2 separate regions of the Homo sapiens genome follow, and region 1 is linked to region 2. Evidence: chromatin loops called from intact Hi-C (ENCODE). Cell type or tissue: ascending aorta. All regions are shown on one strand. Links, peaks and the distances in the headings refer to the core of each region. The heading gives the core; the rest is flanking DNA.

Evidence for each region. A loop is a pair of places that touch in the nucleus more often than their neighbours do. Peaks named below come from ENCODE experiments on the same cell type or tissue, not always from the same donor. Only the 100,000 strongest peaks of a DNase experiment are listed, where the experiment ranks them.
Region 1: a loop joins it to region 2, with 2.2 times the contacts of the local background. A loop is called at or near these places in 2 of 110 quality-filtered maps.

What each region holds. Positions count from the first base shown.
Region 1 is chr5:138,972,763-138,975,680 of GRCh38, reverse strand. The region is part of intron 7 of SIL1 (SIL1 nucleotide exchange factor); the gene reads left to right. LOC124901079 (a long non-coding RNA gene) reads right to left here. Exons shown (of 2, transcript XR_007058954.1): 2 at 1-2,918. Among named protein-coding and RNA genes, the nearest start is that of LRRTM2, 99 kb to the right of the region's middle. In ascending aorta, for the core only: no CTCF peak of the experiment used is centred there; DNase peaks (open chromatin) are centred at 270 and 1,200; H3K27ac peaks cover 2,500 bases.
Region 2 is chr5:138,916,285-138,919,202 of GRCh38, reverse strand. CTNNA1 (catenin alpha 1) reads right to left here. Exons shown (of 18, transcript NM_001903.5): 11 at 1,305-1,461. Among named protein-coding and RNA genes, the nearest start is that of LRRTM2, 42 kb to the right of the region's middle. In ascending aorta, for the core only: no CTCF peak of the experiment used is centred there; no DNase peak of the experiment used is centred there.

The sequences.
Region 1 (2,918 bases), core at 111-2,610, 57 kb before region 2:
GCCTAGCCTTAGAATTCGACATCATCACTTCCTCTTTATTCTTTTGGTCACATAGATCATCTATAGTTAATGTGGGAGGCACCAACACAAAGGCTGGGATCGCTGGTGGGGATCGCCGGTGACCGTGCTGGAGACTGGCACCACACCTAGTATCTGGGGACTCTGTCCTAGGCACTGTGGAAGGAGACCCCACACATGCAGGGACAGTCAGTCACCTCATGGACCCTTGTCTGAGGCAGGTGTTCCTTGCAGCTCACTGAGCCTATGCCCTTCCCCCATGCTCTGGCCTCACGGTGCTGAGCTGCCCAGCTCAGTAGCTGCCTCTTGGCTGAAGTGGTGGCGTGTCAGGGGGAGGACAGTGGTTTCATTTTTGAGTCTTTGATCATGAGAGAAGGCTGAGCTCTTCTGGAAGTCTGCCAGTGGCTTGTGCTTCCAGACACTGGATTTCTCGAAATGGATTGACCAGCTGACCAGCCCCTTCCTATAGGCTTCTTGCCAACCTTCAGAGGAGGGAGCCATTTTTCTTACCTTGAAATCCAGTAATTTCAAGATGAGAGTAGACAGTATTATACTAAAAATGGGGTGTTTTTATCCTTTACAGTTTTATGTCTTGTGTAAGGAAGACTCTTAAAAGTGGGAGAGGTAAGAGGTGTGTGGCAAAAGAACTTCTTGAGTAAGATCCTGGTCTATGGATGGACATACAGCTTGTTGCTGTATATCTCTGGGCAAGTTACTTAACCTAAGCCTCAGCTTCCTCAGCTCAGAGATGAAGAAGACAGTGGTGCTTCACAGACTCATGTGAGGATTAAATGAGATAATGTAGGATGATACACATGAAGCTCATAGCACAGAACACAGCACATTGTAAGGAAATACAGCAAGAGCTGTCACTAAAATATTGTTAATGTTAATATCATCATCATCATTGTGCTCACCGACTCTGAGTGAGACCGAGAGAGGAGCATTGACTTCCCAAGCAACATAAAGGAAACCCAGGCCCGGAAACAGGGGCTCCTTCCCTCTCCAGCTTTCATACTTTCCATACCGAATGTTCTTCCACGTGATGCCTGAACTACAAATAGAAGTTTGGGCAACTCCCAATTATCCCTAGTGTGAATAATTCACTCTGAGATAATCTGTGTGCCTGGCTGGCTTCCCAAATCAGCTGAGTGGATTATTCTCCTCTTTCAATTATTCAACAGTACAAGTAATTGGGAGCTGGCATTAGAATGTAAAGGCCGTGAGGTCATCTCCTGTTGTTCTCAGTTGCACAGTCCTGCCAGTGGTGATGTTTCAGAGCAGTGCGGAGGCTGTAGAGCAGGCCCAAAGGGGGAGGACAGAGGTGGTGACAGGCATGACAGTGAAGAATGAAGGCCCTCAGATGGCAAGTTGGGGGAGGTGAAGCTAACAGCCACAGGCAGGAGAGCCCAAGAGGAACGGTTTATAAAGGCTGCCTTCCCTCTCCCTGGCCTGTAGAGAGAGACCCCGTTGCAGCCGAGTTCACGCTTTCCTGAGGAGCTCTTTGGATTTAGCTTTTGGTTCTGGAATGTTAGTGTATCCTGGAGTCTTTTAAAATATGACCAGCCACCCCTGTTCTCTTCTGTTTGCTGCTCAATTTGATATCAAGGGGTGCACGGAGAGACCTGAGGAGCCTCTTCTTTCTGGAGAGTAGGGTCTCTACATTGAAAATAGCATGTGTAGAAGCGTGATCCATTCATATAAAAAGTAAATGGGTAAAGATTTATATATAAATTTATATTGCACATATATTTTTAAATATGTGATATAAAAATCTGGGCCGGGCGTGATGGCTCATGCCTGTAGTCCTAGAACTTTGGGAGGCTGAGGCAGGAGGATCACTTGAGCCTGGAGTTTGAGACCAGCCTGGGCAACATAGTGGGACTTAGTCTCTACAATCACAACAACAAATTAGTCAAGGCTGGACACGGTGGCTCACACTTGTAGTCCCAGCATTCTGGGAGGCGGGAAGATCACTTGAGCCCAGAAGTTTGAGGGTAACATAGTGAGACCTCAGCTCTATATTAAAAAAAAATTTAGTCAGGTGCAGTGGCATATGTCTAGTCCCAGCTACATAGGAAGCTGCAACAGGAGGATCAGTTGAGCCTGGGAGCTCAGGGATGTAGTGAGCTGTGATCACACCACTGTACTCCAGCTTGGGTGACAGGGCGAGACCCTGTCTCAAAAGAAAAAAGAAAAAACTCTGCTCTTACCTCTGATGGTCTGAGAAACAGGGACTTTTCCTTTCTATTTTGCACTCTTCTATACTGCTTGATTTTTTTTTTCTTTACCATGAACTTACATGATTTATAATTATTTAAATTACTTATTATAAAATAAGACACAGAAGTTGCTGTTGGGTTTTCTGGCATGAGCCCTTTGGATTCTGTGTTTTAGCATTCATGATCATTCTCTGGGCCACTTTATTCTTACACAACCTTTTTTTTTTTTTTTTTTTTTTAAATACTTCAAGTTCTAGGGTACCTGTGCACAACGCGCAGGTTTGTTACATATGTTACACAACCTTTAATTGTATAAGGATAACCTTTAATTGGCTTGGGCTTGGGGGTGGACTCATCAGTTTGCCCAGATCCCTTCAGCCAGGTGGCAGGCAGGTGTCGCTCCTGCTGTACTGTAGGAATACTGTGGCCAGCCTCAGCTCCATGCTGGGACTGAACAAGGGCTTCTCTACCCCCATCACTGGGGCCTCAGCCCTGGGTTGTCCTCCCTTCTGCTCTTATTGCCCCTCTGTCCCCCTTGCCTGAGGACCCAGGACCCGTTTGTCCTGGACTTGGTGGACCCAGGGTTTTACCCTCATGTTACCCACATAGTCCTCTCTTTGCCTCTGGGGAGAAGGATTAAACTCTTGGTTCATGTACTATTTTGAGGTATTTGTCCAA
Region 2 (2,918 bases), core at 279-2,778:
AACAACAGAAGGCCAAGATTTCCCAAAAAAGCCATTGCTGCATTTCTGGCACCTGCAAAGATGTGCTTGCAAATGAGATTTTTGTTTTAAAGTACCAACACCTGCAATTTGGCAGTCCTGCAGCAACATGGTTTACCCCCTACTTTTTGCAGTTTACAGATGGCTTGCTCCCCAGTTTCTCAAGTTAAGCCAAGGCTACCCATCCTAAGGAGAGAGTGTGAAGACAGGGAGGCATTGGTATGCAGAACACACAGTCACCCTTATATAGGTCACTGCTGGAGGACTGTGCTGTGCATGTACTTAAGCCCCGCTTCTGTTTCAAGCCCTACTGCCACGTTCTAGCCCGTGGTTCCCTGGGGTGACAGGTAGTTTCAGCCCTACAAAAACTTAGCCACTGATTCTGCCCACAGCCACTGGCCTCAGGAAGTCTGGCACTTTCAGAGAGCAAGCCATGCAGCCAAGGGCAACAGAGGTCCCGTTAAATGGAGAATGCATTTATAGTTACTCAACTCTAAGAAGATGGGATTGAAATTTATCTCTGTGTGATAAACACTGAATTGCATTTGACAGATATTTTCTATATGAATGCAATTTACTAAGTCATTACCAGTTTATGTTTATATAATGAAATCAACTGTTTTTGTGAGGTGAATTACCCAGATTTATTTTTTCAAGTTCATAATTAAATGGCACTTAAATATTTCCTCTCTGTTTTCTATCTGTGCATCATGCAGACAGAAAGTCTTTGGAAAAGTAGGCAGATAAACTATGACTATGATCATTTCTGAGAGACAGAAGAGAGGCTTTCCAAGAAGGGAAGAAATTATTTTAAAAAAGAAACTAAAGGTGATGGTGTTGAGAATCCCTTCTTCTCCTAAGTTTCATAGGCTGATAACAAATAACCACAGTCTCCACCAAGACACAGATCAATGTTTTTTCTAAACACAATGGCAGCAAGAGGGATGGATGGTCCTGGTGTTCTACCGGTCCCAGTTGAAAGACCTCACTCTATACAAGCAGGGATAAGCCTTTGCCAGCCAGGTTTCTAATTCATGCTCCTAGGATTCAGACCAGCCCTATCAAGGGAAACATCTCCAACCCCAGCTACTTCCTAGTAGCTGAGAAGCTGTCACTTGAAAACCCTGTAGCTGATAGCTTTTTTAACATTAAAATGAAAACCAGCACAATATTATTGTTAGAATAATTTACCTGCCAAGACATAGCAGTGTTTGCCCATTAATACAACTTAGACAAAAGTAATTATGAACATCTTCACATACTTCTCTGGGGAACCAGCTCATTACCTGAGACAGCCAAGAAGTCATCAATGGAAGTAATGTCATCGACAGCATCTGTGAGAACACGGACTTGTTTTTCCCATTGTTCTTTAAAAAGATCCATGTTCTCTTGGGCCAGTTTACTCTGTGGTTTTGCTGCTAAAGCCAGTGCAGCATTAATAACCTGCAAAAGATATTAAACTTCACTGTTTACTCTTTTTCAGAGTCATGGCTTTGTCTTACATGCATTTCACTAGGAGACATCACACCACATGCTCTATCCTAACTATCACAAAGATGAAGGGGAAGAGTGTAAAACAGTAAGTTTTATATGGTGAAGTTGAATTAATACATATTTTATTTGCAAACTATAGACAATGATAAAACAAATAAAAACTGTACTAGCTTCATTCATGGTGGCAAGCCTACCATTTTCAGTGACACTAAATTCTAGACTTTTTTCTCCTCATATAGACACATATATAGCCACATCAAAAAATACACAATTAGAATTATATGCCACTTAAAATGGACTATACTGATTCTTACTTTAAATGCTTCTCCATATCATTAAATATATGTTTAAAACACTAAGTATATATTCTATGTTATGGACACACTGTTATTCTCCTATTGTAGGATGTCTGGGTTGTTCTGGTTATCCATCACTACAAATATCTTGTGATAAAAATGTGGCATTTCAGGTTCTCGATACATTATCAAAATGTATTCATGAAAAATACATTGCATCTAAGCATAAGTATTTTTCATTTTCTTTTTAATGGAGTCATATTTGACAAACAAAAAACTGCTCAAAAAATGTATAATCTATTAAGGTTTAAAAATAATTTTAGGCCAGGTGTGGTGGCTCACGCCTGTAATCCCAACACTTGGGAGGCCAAGGCGGTCAAATCACCTGAGGTCTGGAGTTCGAGACCAGCCTGACCAACATGGTGAAACCCCGTCTCTACTAAAAATACAAAATTGGCCGGGTGTGGTGGCACACGCCTGTAATTCCAGCTACTCAGGAGGCTGAGGCAGGAGAATCACTTGAACCCAGGAGGTGGAGGCTGTGATGAGCTGAGATCATGCCACTGCACTCCAGCCTGGGCAACAAGAGTGAAACTTGTTGTCTCAAAAAAAAAATAAATAAAATAATAAATAAAAATAAATAAATATTAATTTTAAAGCCTGGATAACATAGTGAGACCCCATCTCTATAAACAATAAAGAAAATGAGCTGGGCATGGTGGCACACACCTGTAGTCCCAGCTACTTGAGAGGCCAAAGTGGGAACACTGCTTGAGCCCAGGAGGTCAAGGGTGCAGTGAGCTGTGATCACACCACTGCACTCCAGCTTGGGCAACACAGTGAGACTCCACCTCAAAAAGACAAACAAGCTGGGCGTGGTGGCTCGAGCTCGTAATCCCAGCACTTTGGGAGGCTGAGGCAGGAGGACTGCTTGAGCCCAGGAGTTCGAGACCAGCCTGGACAAACAGGACGACTCTTGTCTCCAAAAAAAAAAAAAAAGACAAAAAACAGCTTTATTGAGATAAAATTCACCTATCTACAATTCACCCATTTAAAGGACACAATGTCATTGGTTTTTTAAAGTATATTTGCAGTTGTTCAACATTCACC